Regions from separate parts of the Homo sapiens genome. Here region 1 is linked to region 2. A link is a loop called in an ENCODE intact Hi-C map of the cell type or tissue named here. Cell type or tissue: K562. All regions are shown on one strand. Links, peaks and the distances in the headings refer to the core of each region. The heading gives the core; the rest is flanking DNA.

Region 1 (8,342 bases), core at 56-8,055, 340 kb after region 2:
GGAAGTATGAAAGTCAGGTTCCAGTTAAAATAATGCTGTTTCTGTTTCTATTGAAAATTAGGAACTGATTTATGGTGATTTGATGGGACAGATTAACAGCTCTAGAGGGACTCCTTTCCAGTCTACCTTCCTTCCACCAGCCAATCCCCTTACCTCAGGAGATCAAGTGATGATATGAGTGGGTCAAGTCCAAACATATTAATTGGGATACTTAGTATCATCAAAATAATTTAAATAAATCACTGTTGGGGCAAACACTGTCTTCTTTTCTTAGTGTAATCCTATAATCTGAATGTTAAAAACACAGAGAACTAAGATTTGAGTATGGGGATAAGGGAAAGCAAATCAGGAAGGCTACTCTGCAATCTTGATCCTGGCTTCAGGGCTGCCTATTGCAAGCTAATAGAGTTATGGATTCCATGTGTTATGATCTGGATCATTAGGAGACCTTCTTAGGTTGAAGTTAAAGAGAGAAAGTTTGAGTCGAACTGCAGAAGTTTGAAGAGGGCATGACCTCCCCATACCATCCTTAGGATCTTGATATGGTTTGGTAGTTATTCTATCGTGTAGACTCAGGATCCTGAATCCTGGGAAAATAACATCTTAAACAACCATCTTAACACAATATATTCCCCCCTCCGGAGACTTGTTGGTAGTAAATAGAAAATTTTTGCTGATGGCAACAATCCCATGGAGAATGGCAGATTCTACTGCAATTTCTAGAGAGCTGAATGAACAAGTACAGCACAGATTAGGAGCTTGGATTTTAGAAAATACAACAGAAGATGGTGTGGGGCAATTAACAAGTGGGAGATTACTGCCATGTAGTAATATGGTGCCTGTCTTCACTCCAGGGATCTTCAGTAAAGTTATTAACCTCAAAGAATTCATGAGTGGGTTTGAAAATTGAAAAGTTAGGAGGGGATGAAGTCTATAGTTGCTCCTCCCGGTGCCTCTGTCTCTGGGCGGAGCTATACCACAGGATTTGCACTAATCCTGAGGAAGGGGCCAGACTTGTACAGACTGTGTGATAGCATGAGTCAAGTTTCTAAAAATCAAAGCATTAGAGAAGTCTGTATGACATTTAGTTTAACTATGGGAGTCCCACGTGTGTTCCTTCCTCTAAAGCACTCAGTTGTATTTTGGATTTAATCACTACCTTAAAACTGGGAAAAGTGGGCCTTCTATGAAATTGCCAACCTGTGAAGATAGAGAAAAATATAACACACACTGAGAATCAGGCACTGGGGCCCAGGTATTTCTTAATGCAGCAAGTTATCCAAGTGATGAAGTAGCCAGCACAGAATTGGTTTATAGCCCAGCGCTTGAGAGTCATTGATTCAGGATATTGTACTTTTCTTCATGTTAACATGGGTAATCAAGAGTTAGTTTTCATCACCTGACAGTTGTTAGGAATTATTTTTCCCCAATTATTTTTCTCTGATGTTTATTAAAATGCAGATTTTTGAGCCTCAAAAGGGCTTACTGAATGGGAATCTCTTGAGAATGAAGCCCAGGAATCAAAAGATGACACAAATTTTTCTAAGTTGATTGAAGTTTGAAAACTATAGTTCTTTCCTTTCTATTCCCATAATGTGAGACATTTCTGTGCTCACCCACTATCAATCTTGCTTCCTATGACCAGATGACTAATGTGTTCCAGATCCTTCAGCTTTCCTATCCCTTGCTGTTATCACTACTGTAACTTCTGCCAAACAAAGGATGCATCTTCATCTTCAATGGGGTGGCTCTGGATCGCTGGCCTAAAGTATTGTGTAACGGCCTCTAACTACTCACATTCCTGCACCAAAGCCTGCACTTCTGAGTTTCCGACATTTACCGCCCAGTGATGGAGTTAGAAACTTATGTATGGGATTATATATGATCTAGCAATTCCACTTCGGAGTAGTGGTAGTGAAACTGAGTTTAAACGTCAAAATAATGGAAAGCAAAGATTTAATCAGATATTTGAATACACCCATGTTCATAGGAGCATTATTCACAGTAGCCAAAAGGTGGAAGTAGCCCAACTGTTCATCAATGGACAAGGGATAAATAAAATGTGGTCAACAATGGAATATTATTTAACCTTTAAAAAGGAAGGATATGCTGATACATCCTACAGCATGGATGAACCTTGAAGCCCTTATGAAGACATTATGCTAAGTGAAATACGCCAGTCACAAAAAGACAAAAAAAGTATTATACAATGTATGAGGTATCTGAAATAGACAAATTTATAGAAGTAGAAAGTAGAATGGTGGTTGCCAGGGGCTGAGAGGAAGAAAAAATGGAGAGATGGTGCTTCTTGGGTATGGAGTTTCAGTTTTGCAAGATAAAAAAAAAATCATTGAGATTGTTTGCACAACAATGTGAATATTACTACTGAGTGTACACTTAGGAATGGTTAAAATGGTAAATTTTATATTATGTATGTTTTATCACGATTAATCATGAATAAAAATAATACAAAAAATCAGTTGCCATTTGGCTTAACTTGTTGTCATTGTTAAAAAAAAAAGCCCTCCACACATCAGGCAGCTGTCATTATATGGCACCATTTTACCTGAACATGGCTTCAACTGTCCTCTACAAGTATATAAGTTTCCTGTATCGGATAGAAAATGCCTCACCTGAGATTCCAACAACAATCTTCTCTAGCTCCCATTTCGATCATTTCCTCCCAAAGGTTGAAGGGCAATCTTCATGGGTGATTGTTGGTGTCCTTTTCTAGACAGCCTAGAAGGAAGAAATTAGACTGATCAGCACTTTAAAACATTGAATGTCCTTCAAGGACAGCAACTTATACACAGAGGCCATCACAAGAAAGGTAGGTACATTAATCATCTCCCCAGCTGGAAACGAAGGAGAAGAAATAAATAAACAGCCCATCATCATGATCAGGTATCAAAGGTTCGTTTTAGGTCATACCCCCATTAAAAAGAATTTCAATGCTGTCAGGAGCAATGTCATGAATCTCTTGTACTTCTTTTATGAGTAATTCATGCAGGGAGGAATCACCCTCCCTATGAGCTCCATAATGAGTGCCCCTGTCAATTTCTCTGCCTTTCCACTTTTGGTCATCTCAAAGCAAGGATAGAGAAGTACTATACATTTACCCCTGCATTGAGTGCCTGTGTCTTAAATAAATATTAAGTGAAGTTAGTGCAACTGGTAAAAAAGTCAATAACTTAGAAAATAATATTAGCATTTTGTTCTATGTTTGGGTTTTATCATGTGAGGTTATCATTTTAAAGTTATTACTTAAACGTCTTAAAAATAGCTCACTTTTAAAATATGTATTTGTATAGAAATACTAGAAAATGCTGACAACCAAAAAAGATTAAAAATCTGAAAATACTGGCGGAGCCCGAGCGCCGCCCAACCCGCAGCGGTGGGGCCCCGAGTGCGGCGAAGAGATTGTTTTCTCAAAGCTGCATTGGAGGCTGTGACAGAGCTGAGAGCCTGTGTGGAGCGGACGGTGAGGAATTCTCAATAACATGGCCCTTTGCCATTAGCCTTGCCATGACCACATTTTTCACCAGCGTCCCCCGCTGGATTCAAGATGCAAATCAGGAGGAAGTGGGCTGGAAACTAGTTCCCAGGCCTCGGGGCCGGGAGGCGGAGAGTCAAGTGAAGTGCCAATGTGAAATTTCGGAGAAACCTTTCTCAAATGGAGAGAAGCTGAGGCCTCACAGCCTCCCACAACCAGAGCAGAGACCATATAGCTGCCGTCAGCTGCACTGTGGCGAGTCTTTTGCTTCCAAATACAAGCTGTATAGGCACATGGCCACCCACTCAGCCCAGAAACCCACCAGTGTATGTACTGTGATAAGGTGTTTCACCGCAAGGATCATCTGCGGAACCATCTGCAGACCCATGACCCTAACAAAGAGGCCCTCCGCTGCTCTGAGTGCGGTAAGAATTACAATACGAAGCTGGGCCACCGGCGCCACCTGGCCATGCATGCTGCCAGCAGCGGTGACCTCAGCTGCAAGGTGTGCCTGCAGACCTTTGAGAGTACCCAGGCCCTGCTAGAGCACCTGAAGGGCCACTCACGCCGGGTAGCAGGCAGTGCCAAGGAGAAGAAGCACCCCTGTGACCACTGCGACCGGCGGTTCTATACTCGTAAGGATGTACAGCGGCACCTAGTGGTGCACACAGGCCGTGAGGACTTCCTGTGTCAGTACTGTGCCCCGCGGTTTGGCCGTAAGGACCACCTGATGCGTCATGTCAAGAAGAGCCACTTGCAGGAGCAGCTCAAGATCAAGACAGAGCCCGTGGGGACATGTTAGGCCTACTTAGCTGCAGCTCCACAGTCAGTGTGAAGGAAGAGCTGAGCCCTGTGCTGTGCATGGCCTCTCGGGAAGTAATGGGAACCAAGGCCTTCCCTGGCATGTTGCCCATGGGCATGTATGGTGCCCACATCCCTACCATGCCCAGCACGGGCGTGCAACACTCTCTGATGCACAACACGCTGCCCATGGGTATGAGCTGCCCTCTGGAATCCTCACCTATCTCTTCCCCAGCTCAGCTCCCTCCAAAATACCAGCTTGGATCTACCTCATACTTGCCCGACAAATTGCCCAAAGTGGAGGTGGATAGTTTTCTGGCGGAGCTTCCTGGAAGCCTGTCTCTCTCAGCCGCTGAACCCCAGCCCGCCTCACCTCAGCCGGCGGCAGCTGCGGCCCTCCTAGATGAAGCACTGTTTGCCAAGAGCCCCGCCAACCTCTCTGAGGCCCTCTGCGCTGCTAACGTGGACTTCTCCCACCTACTGGGCTTTCTTCCACTCAACCTGCCCCCGTGTAACCCACCTGGGGCCACGGGAGGCCTGGTCATGGGCTACTCCCAGGCAGAGGCACAGCCCCTGCTCACCACTTTGCAAGCTCAGCCTCAAGATTCCCCAGGAGCGGGGTGACCACTGAACTTTGGGCCTCTGCACTCCTTGCCTCCTGTCTTCACGTCTGGCCTGAGTAGCACCACCCTGCCTCGTTTCCACCAAGCATTCCAGTAGCCCCCACAGAGGTCCTCAGCTCAGTTTTTGGCTCTGTTAGGGAGCCTTAGTACCCACCCCGTCCGTGTCCCCCATGAAGGCTTCTCTGCTCTCCATCACATCACTTCCACTTCTTGTGCCCCTGCCCCCGCCTCCAGTTTTCCCCTAGTATCCAGCAAGGTTTCTTGCAACAAATGATTAGTTCTTCTCTTCTGACTTGTGGGGCTCCCTGCCGCAGAGAGCACAGCCCTTGCCCAGAGCCCAGGAACCCCATCCTTGCTTCATCTTAGATCTTCATGGGCTTCACTCTTCCCACTCATGGAAGGGAGGCAACTCAGGGACCTCCATTGTGGGACCCTTGAGACACCTCCACTCTGATTCAGAAACACACTTCTACCTCTTTACTGTTAACTCTTAACAGATGCAGTCAGCAGTTTCTGGGCACTTCTCTCAGTAGGTGCCTCATACTGACTTCTCCACTAGGGTTTCAGGACAAACTACCAAGGAACTGCCTCAGCCTGGTACCAGTCCTCCCTCACCCACCTTCTGTCTAGGTTCACTTGGTTTGTCATCAGGAACTGAGCAGGTCCAGGACTCAGGCTTCTGCTTCAGCCCAAGCCAGTACTCCTTGTTTGAGGTAAAGGCCTTAACATTTAGTTCCCTAGCCCTCGATTGGAAGCAATTTGGAGTGTGTTTCGATATAGGCAGGGTAGCTTGGGATACCTTTTAAAAAACAAAACCAGATATTAAAATGTCTGGCAAGGTTAGAATCAGACTAGATGGTTTGCTTCTAAAAGTTAGTTTCAGTGAGTCCCAGGGACTAATTAAGGTTTATTTTAAAAAGCGTCTACCTTGATACGCAGCCACCTCCTGCATGCTGTCATGTTATTGGGACTTGTATTATAGGTGATGGTATGTGAGAATCGAGTTGGGACTCGCTGTTGCCATCCTCCTTGTTGTATCTGGTTTTCATCACTAGACCCAGCAACCCTTCTCACCTTAACTGCCACCTTCCCTACACCCTCAGTTTACAGAGGCCATTGGGCCTCTGGCTGCAGAATACAAAGTCCTGGGCTGTTAGAGGAGTCCTTTCCTCTCTGCCTGCCCTTTCCTGTCCCTCCCTCGAATTCTCTCTCCCCATAAGTGATGCTGGGAAAGTCATAGGACTGGCAAAGCAACTGTTTGAACCCTTGTAACTGGGGCCTTGCCCCCACATCCTGTCTTTTCTCCTTGCCTTCCTCACTCCTGTGTCCTCCCATCTATCCTGTCTTTCCTTTCCTCCTCCCTCAGTGTCCTCAGCACCCACAAGGAATTTTCCTATCACTGTGAACTTTGCTGGTACAGAGGAATAATATCTGCCTTCACCTTTTTTTTTGGACCATAGCTAGCCAGTCATTTCTTAAACCTCCCTTCCTAAAATCTGGGGGGCTGGGGGTGGGGGAAGCCTTAGTGGCCTGGTTGTTCAAAGGACAAGAATAGCTTTATCCTACACTCAGTACCCAAACTCACTTCAGTATGCTCACTGAGGCCATGAGAACCTGAGGGGCATCTGCCCAGGACAGGAGCCATGGCATATGACAAAGACCAATGAGGGACCAGGAAAAACAGGGGTGATGTCCCCTTTCCCTGCCATCTCCAGCCTCTGTCAGCAATGAGCTATTCCCCTCCCACCCTACACAGTAGCTGGTCAGGGCTGAATGCAGTCCTGAGGGTAAGGGGATGACATGCCCAGGTGTCAGCTCAAAGGATCTCTGCATCATCTTGAGGTGGGAGGCAGGGAAGGGAGCACCAATGAGGATCCCCCCCGCCCAACCTTTTACAAATGGCATTTTCTTAATTGAAATCCGGGAAGCAGGTGTGATTAGTTTTTTGCTCGTAGATACTGTCCTAAGTTGGAATTCTCCCACTGCCCTAAAACCTTCCCTAGTAGTCCTTTAAATTCCCCCTTCCCTTTTTGGTAGCTGTTTTCTCCGTCCTCTCTCCACCTCCCCTCTTATCTAGGAGCTGTTTGTAAGCAAGATTTTTTAACAGGTTATATTGTACAGGATCAATATTTTGCTTTTTAACAAGGATATTTGTGTAATAAGAAACTTTGCCTTAGGCAGGTGTTGGCCAGAAAAGTCCAGATTCCTCTGGGACCCCACCCTGGCCTCTCCTGAAACTCTGAACCTGCTGTGGAAGGGATTGGCCTTGACCTTCACCTTTGGAGAGTAGGGTCTATGGCGAGGGAAAAGGGTGTTCACCATAAACATCTAGTGCCTCCATGGAGGGGTTTGGAAAAATTCCAGTCCAATTTCTTTGTGTGTCAGCTGACTTCCTTAGCTGATTTTTTGCACTTGCACCTTTCCACCTCTGCATATTTGGCACTAGAACTCCTGAGACACCACTTCTCACGCTTCTCCTTCCCTACCAGCGGTCAAGGCTTTGGAGCCAGTCTCTTGTAACTTCAGATTATTTAAAGAGAAAAATACAAGACAGAAATCTTCTAGCACTTTGTAAACACAGTGAATAACCTCTTAGAGTATTTTTGGCTTCATATAAAACAAGGTTTTTAATTGTAAAGTATAAGTGCCATTAGAAAATGCACAGGGCATATCTCTGTTAAAGTAGGTTTTTCAATGTTTTACAGAATTACATTTTCAAAAAAAGGTTTTTATAATGAAGTTGTTTATTAAAAACTTCTGAATGATGAAAAAAATATGAAAATTAACATTTACTCTCAGCTGCCAAGTGAAAAGAATGATCACTTATTAGCATCTTGTTATATCTTACAATTTTTTTTAATAATAGAGACAAGGTCTTGCTATGTTGCCCAGGCCATTCTCAAACTCCTTGATTCAAGTGATCCTCCTGCCTCAGCCTCTCAAAGTGTTGGGATTACAGGCATGAGCCACTATGGCCAGGCACAAAATTTTTAAAAACTGCATGAGTGCACACACTTACACACACACACACACACACACATGCAAATAGATAAATATGTTTTGAAAATTGATACCCTATTGCCCATTTTGGTAGGCAGAATTCTGAGATGACTCCAAAAATTTTGTGCCGGACACCAGAGGTATCCCAAAATAGGGCATTGGCCTCTAGAAACACCAGGAAAATATGTGGAGGGGTAAACACAAGCCCATACCAAGCCCACTGAAACACCCCCAAGAACACAGCCTAATGATGCAGTGCCAGCAACACCCTCTGTATGTGGGAAGAATAGAAAATTGTACTGATATCTTTAAATGAAGGGATTATAGAAAAGAAAAAAAGAATAAAATAAGACATATTCCCTTCCTATTCCAGAAAGTAGGTTAGGAAAAGAGACATTACCCATTAAAATTAGTCCTTCTTTAAG
Region 2 (8,342 bases), core at 269-8,268:
TATCAAATCTGGTTTTTGTTTCTTTGTGATGTCAGCGGCTGTTAAGTCTCAATACTTAAATGTATTCCTTCACTGGGGGCTAAAAAAGAGTGTTTTTCTATCATTTTGTTTTTTCTTATTCGCTGAAGAAGATTTTAAAGGAGGTGAGTCCCCTTATCTATCATTTGTTTATCTAGTGACAGACTGCTGTCTTTTTACTTAATTTAAGATCAATTGGTTCATATGAACTCATGGATTTCAAACATAATTTAAATGTATTTCTTGGTTTTCAATCTGTTGGACTGCTTATCCTTATTCGAGTTTACATTGTTTCATCTTTGGCCAGTGAGATCCTGAGGAATTGATTTCTGAGACCTTTTGCCATGACCCTAGTAATCTTACATGGACTCTTTGCTATCCATTTGATATGTCAAGATGTTTCAGGGTCATCTTGTACATTTTCTGATGCTGACCTGAAAACAGCTATATTTTGAAAAGCTCTGCTGCTTGATTGTTTTTTTTTATAGAGATGGTTTTTCAAAACCACAGCCTAAGTACGAGAGAGCCTTATTTCTACTTGGTTGATCATTGTTTCTTGGCCTTTTCAGTGGACAGAGCTAGGACACACACATACGCACTTTATAATATGAATAATATATGCATTATATATTGTATTATGTAAATACAAAAATATAAAATATTACTGAAATAAATATTTTTAGTGTAAACACACAAAATACTTATAAATTCATACCAATATTTCCAATTTATATTTAAGCTTAGTGTGCTTTAATTTATCTGGATCTATATTATATCCTTGTCTTCTGAATTCTGCACCAAGAATTTTAGTTCTCAAGGGCACAGGAGTAATAGAATTAGGAAACCCCATAATTATTTGTTTTCCTTTTGTATACATACAATAGGGTGAGAACAACAATACTAATACTACCATTGCCAATTCTAAAAAAACTGAAAACAGGTTATCATTTGTTTTATATATGTTAGTCCTGTACTCCCCACAGTTTTTAATAATTTTACTGGATTTGTATTATTAGATCACATAGCCATTACATACTATAATTTCTCCCGTTTAATCCTCACTTAATTCTATAAATTGCTACATACTTAATGTTTTTCACCAGTCTCTACTGATCTTGGTTGTTTGAAGCTTGTTCTGTAGTAGATTCCTTGAGAAGTACTCGTGAGGAGAATAGAAACTGAACTATTATCGCTTGCTGTCTGTCTCCTGTATATTTGAATGTTAGTTTTTCTGAATATAAAATATTTGGTGCACTTTTTTTCTTGAGTGTTTTAAATCAGTTATTCAGTTTTCTTTTGGGATAAACTGTTGTTGAAAAGTCTAATGACAGACTAATAATCCAATCAATTATGTAAGTCATATGTTCTTTAGTCCAGATTCCAAAAGAATTTTTTCTTTAAATTCCTGTTCTTTTACAAGAATATTTATTTCTTGCTTTTTGTTATTCTGGGTTTATATTTTCAAGTATATATTGTACATTTTCAATATGTAGTTTCAAGTCTTTTTTATTTCAGAAATTTGTTTTTGAATTATATTCTTGAGAATTTGTTTTAGTGCTTATCAATACTGGTTTTCTTCTTCAGGTATTCATATTATCCGTGTGTTGGGTCTTCTTAACTGCTTCAATATTTCTCTCTTTTCCCACATCATTTTCATCTCTTTCTTCATTTGCTTTTGATGTTTAATTTTTTTCTCCTTTTTTCTTCTATTTATTTCAAAGTATTGTTATTTACTCATTTTCTTTTAATTAAGTCTTCACTTTTAAAATAATTGTTTCTTAATTTCTAATTATTTCTTGAGTGTTATCTCAGTCAATTATTCTAATTTTGATTTATGTTACTGTCATATTGTATTACTTTCTTAATGACTTTAAATCATTTTGAAGTATTATGTTACAGTTTTGATTGCTTTTTGAAATTTTTTTTCTGGCATGCTTTTCTTTTCTATAGTTGTGCTATGCAATATAGTACCAACTAGCCTCATATAGCTATTTACATTTTAATTAGTTAAAATTTAATAAAGTTAAAATTTGGTTCCCTGGGCTCATTAGTCAATAGTCACATGTGTCTAGGAGCCACTATGTTGGATGGCACAGATATAGAACATTTCCATCACCAGGAAAAGTTCTATTGGGCAGACCTGAACTATAAGGATGTTATTCTGTTTCTTATTTATCTTTTCTCTTATAGTAACTATCTAAGATATAGACTTCAATACATTCCTGCTGCTCATTTTCATGTTAATTTAGTTTTTTGAGAATGTTAGAAGGAGCCTTGGTTCAGATAGCTGTGCAACTTTATAGAACTCCCTCTTCTCCTTTTGTTTGTTTGCTTATTTTTATGTTGTGCCAAGAAGCATGACAGCTTGATTTCTGAGATTTCTTGCTAATTTTCTAGATCAGAAACATTTCTTTTCTTTGTCTTTTTTTTTGTCCATATCTTGCTTAACTTTTAAAAAATTGTATTTATTTATTTTTTAAAGAAGGGGTCTTACTCTGTTGTCTACAGTAGTGCAGTCATAGCTCATTGCAGCCTCAAAACCCTGGGCTCAAGAGATTCTCTCACTTCAGCCCCTGAGTAGATGGGACAGTAGGCATGTGCCACTATGTCTGGCTATTTTTTTTTCTTTTAATTTTTTTAGAGACTGGGTATTACTATGCATCTCAGGCTGGTCTCGAATTCCTCACTTTAAGCAATTCTCCTGCCTTAGCCAGGATTACAGGCACCACCCACCATGCCTGACCTGCTTCATTTTGATCCCACTGTCACCATTTCTCCTCGGTATGAGTCCCCATCCTAAAAGACACACCTGGCTGGTCAGTTTCCAGTGTGCACAGTGGCTAGACTGCTCCAGCTCTTTTAGGTATTTACTTATGTCCTTTGTACACACATGATATTAGATTGAGCAAAACTGTCCCAGTGTCATCTCCTATTCTCAAATTGGCTTGCCAAGATTTCTAGTAATATCTGCTGGCTATTTTGAGGCTCTCCTATTCTTAGTCCATAGACCTGTATTGTTTTTCTTTGCTTTTTCCTGCACTGATGTTGGCAGTATGAACATCTTGTGGCTGCTGGTGGCTTTTCCACCTTATGTGATTTTGGGGATTCACACCATGTGGATACCTTGCCATCTAGTTTTATTGTAAATGTGATCTATGTGTTTTCGATCTGGCTATCTAGTTGCTCTGACTGTTATAATGGGATACATCAATGGGATACATATATGGTCAGATCCATGGACCAATTCCTTTGAAGAATACATTATTTAAAAATCTTCATAAACTTCTCTTCACGGTTACCTTGCTTTAGTTTGAGCAAAGTACTAGGTTTCCATCAGGATTTGACTTGAGGTAAAAGGTTGTTATAGACCATGCAGCTGTTCCCTCTTTCAGATGTTCTCCACCTTATTTATTCTGGGTGGGGCTCACAATGGCTGAGTTTTTATTGCATTTGAAACTACATTGTAAGACATTTTTCTGCCCATATTATGTCTACTGGAAACACTTAGTGTATGTTGCTTAGTTGGCTAGCTGCCGAATTTTTGCACTTCCTTCTTGTTGTTTGGAACATCAAGATGTATCTGAGACTTATTTAAGTGGGAACCTTGGTTCGATATATATTTGTGTGTGTATACATATTTGTGCATATGCAGTAACTCTTTGTAAAAGTTCAGTGTTGAAGTATCTTCATAGATCTTCTAACAAGGTTTTTCATCTTGGCACTATTGGCATTTTGGTCCAGATTATTCTTTTTGTGGGGGGCTGTCCTGTGCATTGTAAGATGTTTAGCAGCATCCCTGCCCTCTACCCACTAGATGTCAGTAGCATCCCCCAGTTGTGACAACCAAAAATGTCTCCAGACATGGCCAAAATCTGGGTGAGAGTGCAGAGGGTGGGTGCTGCAGCAGCTGCTGCTGCTGGCAGTGGTGGTGGTGGTGGTGGAATGGGGATTAACCCCTGTTGAAAACCATGGTCTAACAGTTATCTCAGTTGGTAGTTAAAGAATGGGCAGAAGGAGGAACAATTATTTATATAAGGTCACACTGCTATGTCAGAACTGTTTTCTAGACTCTCCTGGAAGACATTACAAAGAAACAGATAATTATGTCTAATTATACTTCATCTTTTGAAAGTAAATGTTCAAAAGATTTTGGTAATCAGGATAAAGACCTTTTTTTTTTTTTTTTTTGGACCAAACTGTTATTTTGATGGCCTCTACTGTGGATATTTATTGCAAGAGGAAAAAGTGTTCACTGTTGCTTCTTGGAACATAGACTGAAACACTCCACAGGCATGCCTTTGTACTTTGGAGAAAATTGGGAAACAGTTGTTTAGATAGTAAGATTCTGTTGGTTTGTTGATTTCTAGTAAGACAATTATTTTGAGATTGCCTTCTCTTTTGGAATTTTCTTTGACAGAGTTGGCCAAGAAGAAGAAGAAAAAGTACTGATAAATATTCCTCATCACTAAAGACTGCTGGGAAAGCAGCCAAACTGGTGAGGAAATAGGGAGCTCGGTGTCTTTTTTAACTGGGGGGAAGAATCCTAAGTCCAACTTGGTAATGCCTTTCTCCATCGCCATCTTTTGGAGATTTATGACAATATATTGTTTTAAACCCTGTAACATCTTTAAGACAATTGGCAGAAATGAGAACGAGGGAGAGAGAGAGAGAGACAGACAGAGAGAATGAGAATAAAAGCACAGCACTTATTAACAAGTTCAGCACAAGTTTATTATTAAATGTTTCTTAAAGGTAGCATCACTGATATTTTGGTGTTTACCAAATATTGCTGTTTTCATTCTCATGTTTTTCCTGAAACTATAAGTTTGAGACATATTAGAAGAAGAATGTGGGCAAGACTTCGCTGTGATAAAGCTGCCCTATAATTTCAGGTTTTTAAAAATTACAGAGTGGTATGAAAGCATAAAATATGTTTTTTAGATTCAACAATTTTTTTCTCTAATGCTGTTCATGGATGTCAGCCAATGAGACCATTTCACAGGTAAGGCTCCTTCAAAATATATCTTTTCATTGCTTAAGAAATTAATCATTTTCCCCTTATGGGAATCCAATATAAATGCTTCTCAGATTGCATTTTACTTATTGGTAAATGGCATTTACCAATATCTTGGAAGAGAATAACTTGGAAGAGAAACTTGAGAATAACTTGAATAACTTGGAAGAGAAATAAAGCAAAATGGAAGGGCAAATAACATTTATTGAGCCCATAAACATATATTTGTTGTCTCCTGCAACCTTTAAAGCAGCTCTATGAGTAAGTATTCTTATCCCCATTTTTCAGATCAGGAGATATCCCAATATAATTAATAATATCCCACAAATGAAACTCTCATATTTGCTTTACAATTGACAAAGAACTCCAAAGGTATGGAATGTGCATCAGGCTATTAGAAGTGTATAGTCACTGATTTAATAGCCCTTTATTAATACACATGCATACATGTTTTCTAGATATGAAGCCTTTTAGAATTATATTATCTAATAATATCCGTAAGGGAGAGGACCTTCTAGTCTTGTTTACTTATCAACGATGAATAAAAATAGATGTCTATGTATGTAATAGATAGTATATATATATATTTGCTGATAGAATTAATTTATAAAAAGGAGCATAATAATGTTCACCTGAAGAGTTGTAAGAATTGAATGAGAAAATGCAGCGAAGCAGCAGACCTCATGCAGACACTCCATAAATGCTCATTCCCTTCTCTTCACTGTAAACCTCCCTCCTGAATGAGCTCCTGCTCTTTATGTCTCCATTCTTGATACCCATCAGTGACTGCCATTTGCTTTCAGATGAAATCTCCTTCAGTGGCCACTCTTGTTATGCCTGGATTGGGCCATCCTATTCCAGGCATGGAAGTATCCTTTTAAAGTAATCAGTGACTTCCGGGACAACGCCAATTCTAAAGCATTCTATATGAAAGTAGGCTAACAAGTATGATTCCAAGTACAGGGCACAAAGGATAAGACATCTGTTTGAACTGTTAAGGAGGCATTGAAAGGGCCATTTTTTAAAAATTATTATACTTTAAGTTCTAGGGTACATGTGCACAACGTGCAGGTTTGTTACATATGTGTACATGTGCCATGTTGGTGTGCTGCACCCATTAACTCGTCATTTACATTAGGTATATCTCCTAATGCTATCCCTCCCCTCTCCCCCCACCCCACGACAGGCCCCGGTGTGTGATGTTCCCGAAAGGGCCATTTTGGGGGATGAAAAAAGGAGAGTGGAAATAAAAATTAAAGATCCATTTACCCCTTGGTGGTTCCTCTTCACTAATATTCATTGAACCTGCATTAGTGAGTTGGGGCTGAGAAACTAAGTGTTTCCAAATGTCCATGGAAAATTCTGTGTTCAGATGCTTTTTTAGAGTTCACATTGACTTATAAACACTAATTTTATTTCATCGAATTTGTTCTGCAGCTCTATCCTGATGAATATATGACACCCAGAGAAACAACAATTTTCTTCACTTTTCTTTTTTATCTTTAATTTCAAACCTAGTTCCCCATATGCATTTAGGAAACAGAAGAATCTAAGATTTTTCTTATGTATAGTTACGTGCATTTTAACAAACTTTGGACTTCAGAGATTAGCTACGCCTTCCTGCTCTGCAGAATTCTAACTGCTACCTGCATAATAATGAACCATTGAGAAGTGGGGAGAGAGAGAAGCTCCTGTGTGGCAGTTATGCCTGGGAAAGAGAATTTAGCTTTCATCAAGTTTACTGATAATCCTCAATCTTCATATGGAAATGTGACTCATTTCTCTGAGCTGCCTGCCACATATGTTTCAGAATATATATATATATATATATATATATATATATATATATATATATATTTATTTTTAAAGGGCAAGGGCATACGTTTTCTCTCTATGCCCCCTGTCTCCAATGGAATTTAATAGGAAATGATTAACGTTGGCAAACTTGAGGGGATGAGTTAAGGAGGGTTGATTTTGTATGGAGAAGAAAAGTGAAGCAAGAGAACAGAATTTCTGTATTTTCATTTTCTGCATAGAAAGTTATCCAGGTTTTTTTGTAAATTATAATGTTTTAACCTGAAAGAGATAATCCATTTGTCAGTGTTCTGGGAATCCTAAAGTGCTAATCAAATGTTAGTATATACAGCCAAACATTGATTATTTTTAATATGACGTTTTCCCCCAGGCCTTACACAATGTACCTATGGGATGACCTTTACATCAACAGCACAAAATTGACTTGCTTCATTCACTAAAAATGCCAGTGTCCTCTCACTCTCCCCACACACATTAAAAACAACGACCACAACACATGTAAAGTTATTCCCAAGGACTGTCTCTCCTGTGCTGAGAAACAAGTTGGTCAAGGATGATCCTCGGGTGTCCTTGGATGTCTTTGTCCTTTCCTCCGTCTGTTGCCCCCTAGCTTTGGTACATCTCCAGGGTAGGGAAATATTTGTTACATGTTTGTACCTGCACAATCACCTACCATATTATTACCTGGCTCAGCCTAGGTGGCCAGTGAATGATTAAGAAATTTGATTAACTAACACATTCTGCCTTGTCATCCCGTATGTTGGTTTTTTCATCTGAGATTGTTATCAGCAACCTATCTATGCTTGCATCTGCGTTATTAATGATGCGAAGAATCTTTCTCTCTATCCTTGCTTGGAGTAGAGGGTTGGGAATGAATGAACTCTAATGTTCCTTACAGCTTCCAGACATTTTGTATCATGTTTGTTAATATGATACAAACAGACCTGAGTGTGAATTCTGATTTTGCTGCTTGAAAGAAATGTTGGCTTGGAAAAGCTTAACTTTCAGTGCTTGCATCGGAGGTGGTTAATGAATGTACGTTGAATAAATTAATGTTCTCTAAGCCTCATTCCCTAAAATGAAGAAAATAATATGCAATGTACTTAATAGTGCTATTAAAGATCTCATTTGGCAAATTTAGGAAGGTAGAAAATTATTTTGATGTCTTACAAACATACTTTTGGATAATCATCTGCCGTTTTTCCTGCCCTTTCTACATACTTGTAGTCTTCTGAACGATCTATCTATCTATCTATCTAGATTTCAAGGAAGGTTAATATCTGATATTATGTTGTATTTCTGTGGTTCCCTATGTTCTCACAACATACTGTTTAACTTTGCCATTTCAGCAACCATCTGAGGTAATTGAGGATATCATTTGCTTGTTGCAGACCAGAAACTTGAGCCTCAGAAAGAATTTGACTTACCTAAAGTTACAGGAGTCTCCAACGTATGATGAGAACTTAGATTTTCTGACTTAATATCTGGGAGGTTT

The links. A loop is a pair of places that touch in the nucleus more often than their neighbours do. Peaks named below come from ENCODE experiments on the same cell type or tissue, not always from the same donor. Only the 100,000 strongest peaks of a DNase experiment are listed, where the experiment ranks them.
Region 1: it touches region 2 in a loop (4-fold over the local background); 8 of 110 quality-filtered maps call a loop at or near these places.

Annotation. Positions count from the first base shown.
Region 1 is chr4:84,240,478-84,248,819 of GRCh38, forward strand. It overlaps LINC02994 (long intergenic non-protein coding RNA 2994), which reads right to left. Exons shown (of 9, transcript NR_125909.1): 5 at 2,634-2,739. It also overlaps the pseudogene LOC152845. Among named protein-coding and RNA genes, the nearest start is that of LINC02994, 55 kb to the right of the region's middle. RefSeq lists enhancers at 3,373-4,346, 4,347-5,320. In K562, for the core only: a CTCF peak has its summit at 4,159 (motif pointing left); no DNase peak of the experiment used is centred there; H3K4me3 peaks cover 335 bases.
Region 2 is chr4:83,902,302-83,910,643 of GRCh38, forward strand. No RefSeq gene overlaps it. Among named protein-coding and RNA genes, the nearest start is that of GPAT3, 370 kb to the left of the region's middle. In K562, for the core only: a CTCF peak has its summit at 3,845 (motif pointing right); no DNase peak of the experiment used is centred there.